Linked DNA regions of Homo sapiens: region 1 is linked to region 2. A link is an interaction called in ENCODE POLR2A ChIA-PET data of the cell type or tissue named here. Cell type or tissue: GM12878. All regions are shown on one strand. Each heading gives the region's core, and the rest is flanking DNA. Links, peaks and the distances in the headings are about the cores only.

Evidence for each region. Peaks named below come from ENCODE experiments on the same cell type or tissue, not always from the same donor. Only the 100,000 strongest peaks of a DNase experiment are listed, where the experiment ranks them.
Region 1: POLR2A ChIA-PET joins it to region 2 with 10 read pairs; 3 of 35 experiments call an interaction of 5 or more read pairs at or near these places.

The regions. Positions count from the first base shown.
Region 1 is chr10:22,702,010-22,707,394 of GRCh38, reverse strand. The region is part of intron 1 of PIP4K2A (phosphatidylinositol-5-phosphate 4-kinase type 2 alpha); the gene reads left to right. Among named protein-coding and RNA genes, the nearest start is that of PIP4K2A, 9.9 kb to the left of the region's middle. RefSeq lists an enhancer at 2,960-3,019. In GM12878, for the core only: no CTCF peak of the experiment used is centred there; no DNase peak of the experiment used is centred there; H3K4me3 peaks cover 1,879 bases; H3K27ac peaks cover 2,922 bases.
Region 2 is chr10:22,754,820-22,760,204 of GRCh38, reverse strand. No RefSeq gene overlaps it. Among named protein-coding and RNA genes, the nearest start is that of PIP4K2A, 43 kb to the right of the region's middle. In GM12878, for the core only: no CTCF peak of the experiment used is centred there; no DNase peak of the experiment used is centred there.

The sequences.
Region 1 (5,385 bases), core at 309-5,308, 53 kb after region 2:
CTAAAGCTAAGCCTCACAATTCTAAATCTTTATAGTTTTTCAGCTACCTGGGCACAGTGATTAAGAGCTCTGGAGTCCTTGTTCGGTTGGCTATGTGACCTTGAACAAGTTATTTTGCCTCTCAGTTCCTTGATTATAAAAGGAGGTAATAATGGTACCTACTTTGGAAGTTTGTTATATGGATTAAATCAATTCATACTTGTAAGATGCCTAAATAGTTGCTGGCACATGGTAAGTTCTTAATGTGCTAGCTGTCATTATTACTATCCTTTAAAATAGAGACAGGGTCTTGCTGTATTGGCCAGGCTGGTCTCAAACTTCTGACCTCAAGCAATCCTCTCACCTCAGCCTCCCAAAGTGCTGGAAATAGAGCCTTGAGCCACCATGCCTATCCTATTTTTTTTTTTAATATCTTAAATGCTAAGAGGTAGCAAATTATCAGATTGTATGCTAAATCAATGGTTACTTTATCCTGTTTTGTAGTAGAACATCATCGTTGTTCTTGGCATCCTTGTGTATTTTTGAGTTATGAATTATCATTTTAGAATTACCCTTGTGCCCTTGCTTTGCTTTCTGTATCTATTTTGTTATGTTCTTTCTTGTATTTTTCACACTTCCACTAGCGATTAGGTTCTTTGAAGTGTCAGAAATCTAATTCACATCCATTAGTTGCAAGTTATGTCAGCTATTGACTTGATATTTCACCTTGTCTTTAAATATGGAGACACTGCAAGATGCTTCAGATGCAAAATGAATATATTGTGGACCTTGCTCTCAAATTGTGCATAACTACAGGGGACACAGACGTAAAATAAATATATGTGTAAATAACTACAGTGTCCAGAATGCTAGGGGTGGAAGGTATTAAATAGACCGTGCAGAACATTGAGCAAAGGCATGACGTCGGTGAAGGGCTTAGACATGAGGCAGTTTGGGAGAAGAGCATTTCAGGCGGAGGGGTCAGCTGGTGCAAAGGCCGTGAGGCTGGTGTTTGCTTGGCTTGTTATGGCAACTGCAGGAAAGCTGGCATGGCTGGAGCACAGCAAGAGGGGGATATAGTGGTAGGAGATCTGCCAAGGTGCTAACCAGGACTGGATCATGATTACTTCTGCCTGGGGGACTTGGAGAATCCTTGAGAGGAGGTAACAATGAGGAGGACCTTGAGGATTAGATAGAATCTCCCAGCTGCAGAAGATGGGTGATATGGTTTGGCTGTGTCCCCACTCAAATCTAATCTTGAATTGTACCCATAATCCCCAGGTGTTGTGGGTGGATCAGCTGGAGATAATTGAATCATGGGGGCAGTTTTCCCCATCGTATTCTCGTGATAGTTAGTTCTCACGAGACCTAATGATTTTAAATAAGGAGCTTCTCCTTTTGCTGGGTGTTCATTCTTCTGCTTGCTGCTGCCATGTGAAGAAGGATGTGTTTGCTTCCCCTTCTGCCATGATCGTAAGTTTCTTGAGGTCTCCCCAGCCCTGCAGAACTGAGTCAGTTAAACCTCTTTCCTTTATAAATTACCCAGTCTTGGGTATTTCTTCACAGCAGCGTGAGAACAGACTAATACAATGGGGAAAGGCATATGCAGCTGAGGGTCCGACAGCGGGCAAAACCAAGCAGAGCGGAGAATGTGAGTAGTTGGCTTTGGGTGTGGCCACAGTGGCAGAACCCAGTAACATGTTAGAAATGCAGAGCTTGGGCCTCTGCAGACCTGCTGGAGCAGAATGTACATTTTAACAAGACATGTTGATCGTCAGCATATTTAAGTCTGAGAAACACCCATCAGGGTAAATCTTTGGTTTCAAGCCCTGAGATTCCTTAGATGTGCCTCAGGGGCTGGTGGGAGGGGGCCAAGCTGGTGGGGGAATTTAGGCCTACCTCAGTTTCCTCCAGAACAGCCTTGTTTTTGTCCTCATTGTCATCTCTCTGTCCTTTTTTTTTTTTTTTTTTTTTTTTTTTTTTTTTTTTAACTGGGGTACTGAATATAATACGTAAAGGGGGTAAAAAAGATCCTGCAGCCAAGAAAATTGAAAACCACAGAGGAACATAAAGGGAGTGTCAGGAGATGGTTGAAAGAGTAGTTTGAGGCCACCTTTGAAGGGCCAAGTGGTTGATGTTTGCCAGAGAAAAGCCAGCAGTTCTGACCAGGGTTACTTTAAAATTTGCCACAAATCTCAAATGACACTCGACCCGGAAGTGTTACTGCCTCCTTTAATATGTTCTCCACTCTCTGAAGTCATTTCTTCCTTTTCACTTCTCCTTGAACTTCACCTAGTGTCCTGTCCCCCACTTCCCCCACCCCGTCCTTCCCTCAGCATATAACCTCATTTAGAAAGCATTGAACAAATAGAAGCCGTCAGCTTCCACTCTTCCCACCATCCCATCTAAATTTTGGACAGCTGGGTCCGTCAGTCTACAGACATGCTGGAGGGGCTGCCCTGCCTGGTTTTGTAGCTGCTAGCTATATATGGCAATTTAAATTTCAGCTAATAAAACTTAAAATTCAGTTTCTCATATCAAGTGCTCACTAGCCACATGTGGTTAGTGGTTACTGGATTGAACAGTGCAGATATAGACGATTCCCACCATTGCAGTGTCTTCCACTGACATGGCTCACCATTCCGGGGCCGCCCATCTTGAAAGCAAAATAAACTACAGTAACAGCAGAAGCTCTCCTTCACCCTTAGTCTCTCATTTTAGTGTCTTCTCGTGTTTTCTGTTCCTTTTTTTTTTTTTTTTTTTTCAGATGAGGTCTTGCTTTTTGGCCTGGGCTGGAGTGCATGGTGCAATCATGGCTCACTGCTGCCTCAAACTCCTGGTCTCAAGCAGTCCTGCTTCAGACTCCCTAAGTGCTGGGATTATACATGTGAGCTACCACACCTGCCCTGTTCCTTTTCATAGCAGGAGTGAAAAGCCTTGTCTAAAGCTGAGGTCTCCTATTTCTATAGAGACACCGTACCTGGCAACCGTCAACTTACCTGCGATGATCTCCTTAACTTACCCCAATCTAGCTTTCACCTCCAGCACACCTAGGAAACTGCTCAAGTCAGCATCACTGGCAGTGCTAACATTTTCAAATGCAGGGGGCTCCTTTTTTTTTGTCTCTTGTTTTCCTTCTGCTTCACTAGCCACTCCTTAGGTGCAGGCTCCTCTTTTGCTCAGTCTGGAAATGTTGGAATGCCCCAGGCCTGTGTCCAGGATCATCTTCTACAATTACATTTACTTTACCTACATGATTTCATTTAGTCTCATGGCTTTTTATACCATTTTACAGTCATGATTGAGAAATTTTTAACTTCAGCTCTAACTTTCCTCTTGGGCTCTATATGCAGTTTCTTACCAGGTATCTTCACATGAATAACTAATAGACATCTCAGATGTCCCAAGCAGGCCTCTTGATTTCCTCCCTGCACTCTGCCCCGTCCCCTGTCATAACTTAAACTGGCCTCTTCCCGTCTCAGAAAATGGACCACCATAGACCCAGGTGCTCAAGCTTAAACGTAGGGAGCAACCTTGATTATGCTTTTTTCTCCCCACTCCTTCTCCACATCCAATTTTTGAGTCCCGAATCCACATGCTTTCTATTTGAATCTTCTTTCTCAGGAACACTGTGGTAGCCTCCTGTTTGGTCTCCCGGCATTCAGTTTTGCCCTGTTTCAGTCCACCTTGTCTGCAGCAGTGGCAGAGGAATCTTGCTAAACTGTAGATGATTTCATGTCATGTCCTCAGTTAAACCTTCCAAAGGCTTTACATTGCATTTAGAATAAAATCCAAACCTTTTCTGACCTGCAGGATCTTACTGGCCTGGGCCCCACTTTCCTCCTTGCCCTCATCCCATAACACCCTCTTCATGATTCCTATGTTCCAGCTGCCCTGCGCTTTTTCTGTTCCTAAAGGCAAGCTCAGAGCAGCCACAGTTCTTCAGTCTTTATTTTTCTCTTCGTCGGGAATGTTTTTCCCTCTTTTATTTATTTATTTTTTTATTTGAGACAAGGTCTCGCTCTGTTACCTGGGCTGGAGTGCAGTGGCATGGTCATAGCTCACTGCAGCCTTGAAGTCCTGGGCTCAAGCAATCCTCCTGCCTCAGCCTCCTATGTAGCTGGGACTACAGGTGTGCACCACCATGCCTGGATAATTTTTATAATTTTTGTAAGAGATGGGGGGTCTCGCTGTGTTGCCCAGGCTGGTCTTCAACTCTTGGCCTCAAGTAATCCTCCTGCCTCAGCCTCCCTAGGTGCTGGGATTAGAGGCATGAACCACCATGCCCAGCCTGCCCTCAGATCTTTGGATGGTTGGCTCCTATTAGTTATTTTAGTCTCTTAGCTAAGGGGTTGCCTTCTCAGATGGCCTCTCTGACCTCCTAAGCTAAGGGAGCCCCTCCACTATCATACTGTTATTTTCTCTGTGACACTTAACACTGTTTGAAACTGAGTTGTGTACATTTTTATTGCTTATCTCCCTCAACTAGAACAATAAGTTTCATAGCAACTGAGACTTTTTCCTATTTACTAGGTGTATCCCTGCATCTAGAACAGTGTGTTTAGATAGTAGGTGCTCAGTACATATTGTTGAATGAATGAGTGGGGCTGGGATTCTAAACCGTAGGCCATTAGTTCTCAGGTGGTATACCATGAGGCCTCCCATATTCAATTTTCATAAACATAGAAAGTTGACTTTTGTTATAATCAAGCATAGAGCATTTTAGAGCATTTTGCTGAGCGGGTTGTGCAGTGTGTTAGAGAGTGGGGAAAAACTTGCTGCAAATTGGTGATAAGAGGTATGGGGTAACTGCAAGCCAGTGCCAAAGAAAGAGGTTATGTTTACAGCAGCATGCAAGAACTGTGTCTTGTGAACACGACAGAAAAGGTTCAGAAAGTAAACAACTTCTTTCAAACAGTGTCAGATGTTGAAGGGCCGCCAAGTGAACTGCGTGAAGACTATGAATGCATTTCTAAGTAATCTGAGATATTATGTTAGAAGAGTGTGCTGCAGTGTTATTACTGACTTGTTCTTTTAATGGCTTCAGACATGCCTCTAAAAATTGTAGTATTCAGAAGTGTACCATAAGTTAAATTTAAGATTGCATAAACATTGTAAGAATAGGGATAATGTCAGTATCTCAGTCCTTTGTGGGTCTTTTTCTATTGTGTATTGTTTCTGCTGGTTCTTCTTCATGGTGCCTTGTTGCCATTTATGTTTGGTTCATTTTGGCTCTGAGCTGCTCACTTCCTTGGATAGTCATTCAGGGAACATTCTTCAAGTCTTAAGATAAAGATGTATCCTTCCAGAGAGAATTGTTTGTTTTTGCCACATGGCTAGGGATACTGGAGACCAAGACCATTTGAAACTAAATTCACAGCTTGGAATTTTTTGGACCTCATGGTG
Region 2 (5,385 bases), core at 178-5,177:
ATCCTATTTGACAGATGAGAAGACTAAAGTATTAAAAGGTCAAGTAAGTGGTCAGGTCTGTCTGACTCCAGACCCTGTAAGCTCAATCACTGCATTATGCAGCTTCTTTTGATCCTAGGTATACTGAATAATGTTTTTCACCATATACTTGCAACATTTGATGTCAATTTTTTTTATGTTTTAGACAGGGTCTCACTCTGTTACCCAGGCTGGAGTGCAGCAGTGCCATCACCACTCACTGCGGCCTCAACTTCCCAGGCTCAAGTGATCCTCCCACCTCAGTCTCTCGAATAGCTGGGACTACAGGCACATGCCACCATGCCCACCTAGTTTTTTTGTATTTTTAGGAGAGATAAGATCTCGCCATATTGCCCAGGCTGGTCATGAACTCCTGGGCTCAAGTGATTAGTCTGCCTTGGCCTCCCAAAGTCCTGGGACTACAGGTATAAGCCACTGCGCCCAGCCCCAACATTAATAATTTTGAATTATTTTTTTAACTGGCAAATCCATATTCTAAAAAACATTTCCAGATTTACTAAATGTCCTTTCCTAGAAGACCTGTCATTGTGAAATGAAGTTTTCCTACTTTCGGGGATTAAAATGTCCTTCTGAAAAATGAAATAAAAGTGTTGGTAGATTATATATTTTCCCTCTTTTTTTTTTTTTTTTTTTTGAGACAGAGTCTTGGCTCCTGTTGCCCAGGCTGGAGTGCAACGGCACGAACTCACCTCACTGTGACCTCCGCCTCCTGGGTTCAAACGATTCTCCTGCCTCAGCCTCCTGAGTAGCTGGGATTAGAGGCATGTGCCACCATGCCTGGCTAATTTTGTATTTTTAGTAGAGACAGGGTTTCTCCATGTTGGTCAGGCTGGGCTCGAACTCCTGACCTCAGGTGATCCACCCGCCTCAGCCTCCCAAAGTGCTGGGATTACAAGCGTGAGCCACTGCTCCCGGCCCTATTTTCCCTCTTTTTAAAGAACAAAACTAAACTAAAAAAAAAAAAAAAAAAAAAAAAAGGATGGATCTTGCCAATTTTTTTCTTTTAATTGATGGACTATGAAATTCACACATCTGAGCACATTACATCATACTTTGCATAATGGTTTAATGTTTGCAAACAACCATTAGTTGTTGAGACCGGAGATCTCGCCTCGGCATCATCGCTGTTTTCTGGAATCACAGGAACACAGTCAGTCGTCTTATTAAAATACATGCTTATAATTTGATGTGAAAAAACAGCATGAAGAAAAGGTATTTTGAAAGCAATTAGGGAAATTAATTATGGACTGACTCTTACATGATGCCAAGGAATTATTGTTAATTGATTAGGTATTGTTGTTAGTTTTTAAAGTCCACGTTTTTTAGAGATGGATATTGATATAAGTCGAGGTAAAATTATACATCTGGCACTCGCTTAAAAATTCTTCAGCAAACTTAAAAAAGTAAAAGAAAAGAGAGATGAAGCAAATATGTCAGTCTTAATAATTTTTTAATCTGAGTGATGGGAAGAATGAATTACAGTCATCCCTCAGTACTCTCGGGGAATTAGTTCCAGGATCAACCCTCACCCCCACCCCCTCCCCACAGCCCACTCCCCCATGCCAAAATTCAAAGATGCTCAAGTCCCTAATATAAAATGGGGTAGTATTTGTGTATAACCTGAACACATCTTCCCATATACTTTTAATCATGTGTAGATTACTTATAATACCTAGAACAACGTAAGTGCTATGTAAATAATTACTATACGGTATTGTTGAGGGAATAATGGCAAGAAAACAAGTCTGTATGTGCTCAGTACAGATGGAACCATCCTGTTAGTTTTCTCAAATATCTTCAACCAGTGGTTGGTTGAATCCACAAATTTGCAACCCATGGATACAGAGGGCCAACTATACTACATTTGAAATTATAGTACATGACATTCTTCATAATAAAGATATATATGATCATATGTAATATTGAAATCTTGTCATCAAAATTTTTTTCCACTATTAACTATGTGGACTTGAGCAGTGTTCTCTTCTGTAAATGGGGTGAGGATATCTAATTTGCATATTGTTGGGAGATCACATGAGATGCCTGCCCCAAAAGATATTCAATCATTGTTGGTGCCCTTCTCCCCAACTTTTCTTCTTCTCTCACATGTTCTAGACAAATTCAGAATTACAAAATGATATTTAGGCAGTAGCTATTCACATTTTCCTAAATGAGTTACCATAGACTTTTTTTTTTTTTATTGAGACGGAGTCTTGCTCTGTCACCCAGGCTAGAGTGCAGTGGCGCGATCTCGGCTCACTGCAAGCTCTGCCTCCCAGGTTCACGCCATTCTCCTGCCTCAGCCTCCCAAGTAGCTGGGACTACAGGTGCCCGCCACCATGCCCGGCTAATTTTTTGTACTTTTAGTAGAGACGGGGTTTCACCATGTTAGCCAGGATGGTCTCAATCTCCCGACCTTGTGATCTGCCCACCTCAGCCCACAGATTCTTTAAAAGAACAAATTTCTCTAGTGCACCTATATGATTCAATTTATAACAATAAAACACAAAGGCAACTTTTCAGACACAGAATTTGTGTGAAGTGAGATGTAGTTGGAAGAGGAAATGATAGTCATTAGAGACAGTGGCTATAAAAGTGTTGCATGGCAATTAAATTTTTAGAAAATTCTGCATCCTTTTAATATTCTATTTTATTAAGTTTTTGATAAGAAGTATATTTCACTAATTAACATGTTTATGCAACTAGAATACAGCTTATATAGCACCAGCAAAGTCCTTCGATCTACATCACAATTCAATTGCTTACATTTCTCAACTTCACACAATTTAACGGAAATCTTTTGAAACTGTGATGCTGAAAATTCAGCAACTTTTTGTTAGCCAACAAAAAATTAGGTTTCTCTATTAGTATAAATAATTATGTAATAATTTTCATGGGCATATTCACGCTTTTTATTGGTATAATGTGGTATAGTTCTTAATCAATAAGAAAGAATTATGTCTAAATTACAGAAAGAATCTTTGAAGAGTTTGATTAATCACAGCTACAAAGAACACTTTTATAAAAATACTGGTCCAGAAAGCAGATTATTCTAACTCATTCCTCAGATCACCCTAGTATTGCTTATTGAGTATCAGTGTGGTGCTACACAAGGCACTCATTTTTGAAACTTTTGCAGAAGAGCAAATGCATTCACTATGCTTTGCCACATGGTTATTTCAAAATTTCAATTAAGAACAAACATTCATCATTTTCCCTAGCAAGCTCCTATGCCCAGACCGTTTGAAAGGGCAGGAGAACAATTTAATAAGTTAAATCCTGTCAAAAATAACCTATCAAGCAGATGACAAAAGGAACCTTTGCTTTGAAGCTTGAAAAAAAATTGCATTTCACTATGAAAAATCGCCTGTCTTTAGGATCTGTTTCATGTTTCTTCAAACGATTCATATCAACCTTCCCACAGAGCAAGATTTGAGATGAAGTTATGTAATTTATTGTCATGCTTTAAACATATTATATTTATTTGTCCCTTTGATAGCTTTTTTTCTCTTAGGTCCTTGGAGGCAGTGAGATTACTGTGAATTGACTCTTCCTGTGGTTAATGGAAAAAGTGGCAGGATTTGCTGAAAGTGAGGAAGGTAAGGAGTACAACAGAAGAGATGGAATGAAGAAAAAAAAAAGGTAATGTTGCAGAATGAAAGTTTTGTTAGTGTAAGAGTTGAAATCTGAAGGATTTTCATTCTGGACCTAAAAATAGAAGATCAACCCATAGGTAAATATCACAAATACCATTGGGGTGGAGACTTTGCCTCTAGTGTAGCTTCACCACCAAGTCCAATAGTCTGTATTGTGCAAAGAAGGGAGGAGGCCGGGCAAGGTGGCTCATGCCTGTAATCCCAGGACTTTGGGAGGCCAAGGTGGGAGGATCACCTGAGGTCAAGAGTTCGAGACCAGCTGGCCAACATGGCGAAACCCCATCTCTACTAAAAATATAAAAATTAGCTGGGTGTGGTGCTGCACACCTGTAATCCTGGCTACTCAGGAGGCTGAGGCAGGAGAATCACTTGAATCCAGGAGGTGGAGGTTGCAGTGAGCCAAGATCGTGCCACTGTACTCCAGCCTGGGCAACAGCAAGACCCCATCGAAAAAAAAAAAAAAAGAGAAGGGAGGAGAAGTTCTTGGGTGTCTCTGAGGTGCCCTGATCTGCAGTGGGTAGGCCCTTTACATATTTATCTTGTGTCATCCTCATGACAACTCCATGAAGTAGATGCCCTTTCCCAATATACAGATCAGGAAACTGACACTCAATGAAATTACAGAATAGATTGCAAGTAACCTTTGCCACAGAGCTGAACTCTAGTCTGTTAATTCTAAAGCTCACAATTCTACAACAGAAGTCATCTTGTGTTAATATGAAAATCTGTTCTGTCTGTGGCCTGCCTTTTACTCAGTTATGGTCCCAAATCCATCAACAGCATATAATGGAATGTGATGTGAGAAGATCCTGTCAATGGAAGTCTTTTAAGCCATAAATGAAAGAAAATCAATGAGGAAATGCATCCAAAATAGGACACAGACAAAAATCAGCAACCTCGGTGAGTTGGTTAAATGACACATTGATCATCCAAATTAATGGTTCTTTACCTTTGTTTGAATTATGGGACCCTTTGAGATTCTGATGACAGCTATGAAACTAGACATTTATACAACCTTTCAGAGGGCTGAAGAACCACCACTTCAGTGTATTTAAAAATAATATTGTTTAAACTCAATATTTTTCAAGTGTAAAATGTATTTAAATATGAAAATGTTTAGGTAGGGCGGGCATCTGTAATCCCAGCACTTTGGGAGACCAACGTGGGGAGATCACTTGAGGCCAGGAGTTTGAGACCAGCTTGCGTAACATAGTGAGATCCCATATTCACAAAAATTACTGAAACTAGCCAGGTGTGGTGGCATATGCCTGGAGTTCCAACTACTCAGGAGGCTGAAGCAGGAGGATTTCTTGAGACCAGGAATTCAAGGTTACAGTGAGCTAGGATCGCACCACTGCACTTCAGCCTGAGTGACAGAGCAAGACCCTGACTCTTTATTTTAAAAAAAAAAGTTATGCATATAAATGAAGGACTTTTTGGATACCTTTATATACTCTGCAAACATAAATTATCTGAAGCTTGACCACTGCGATGACACAACTTTTTAAATTTTAATTTAATTCTTAATGATTTTAGAGATGAGGTCTTTCTACGTTCCCCAGGCTGCCCTCAAGCTCCTGGGATCAAGCCATCCTCCACCTCAGCCTCCCAAGACCCTGGGTCTACAGGTACGCACCACCACACTGGCTTGTGATGACGTAACTTTTGAATGAACCGATCAATGTTAAGG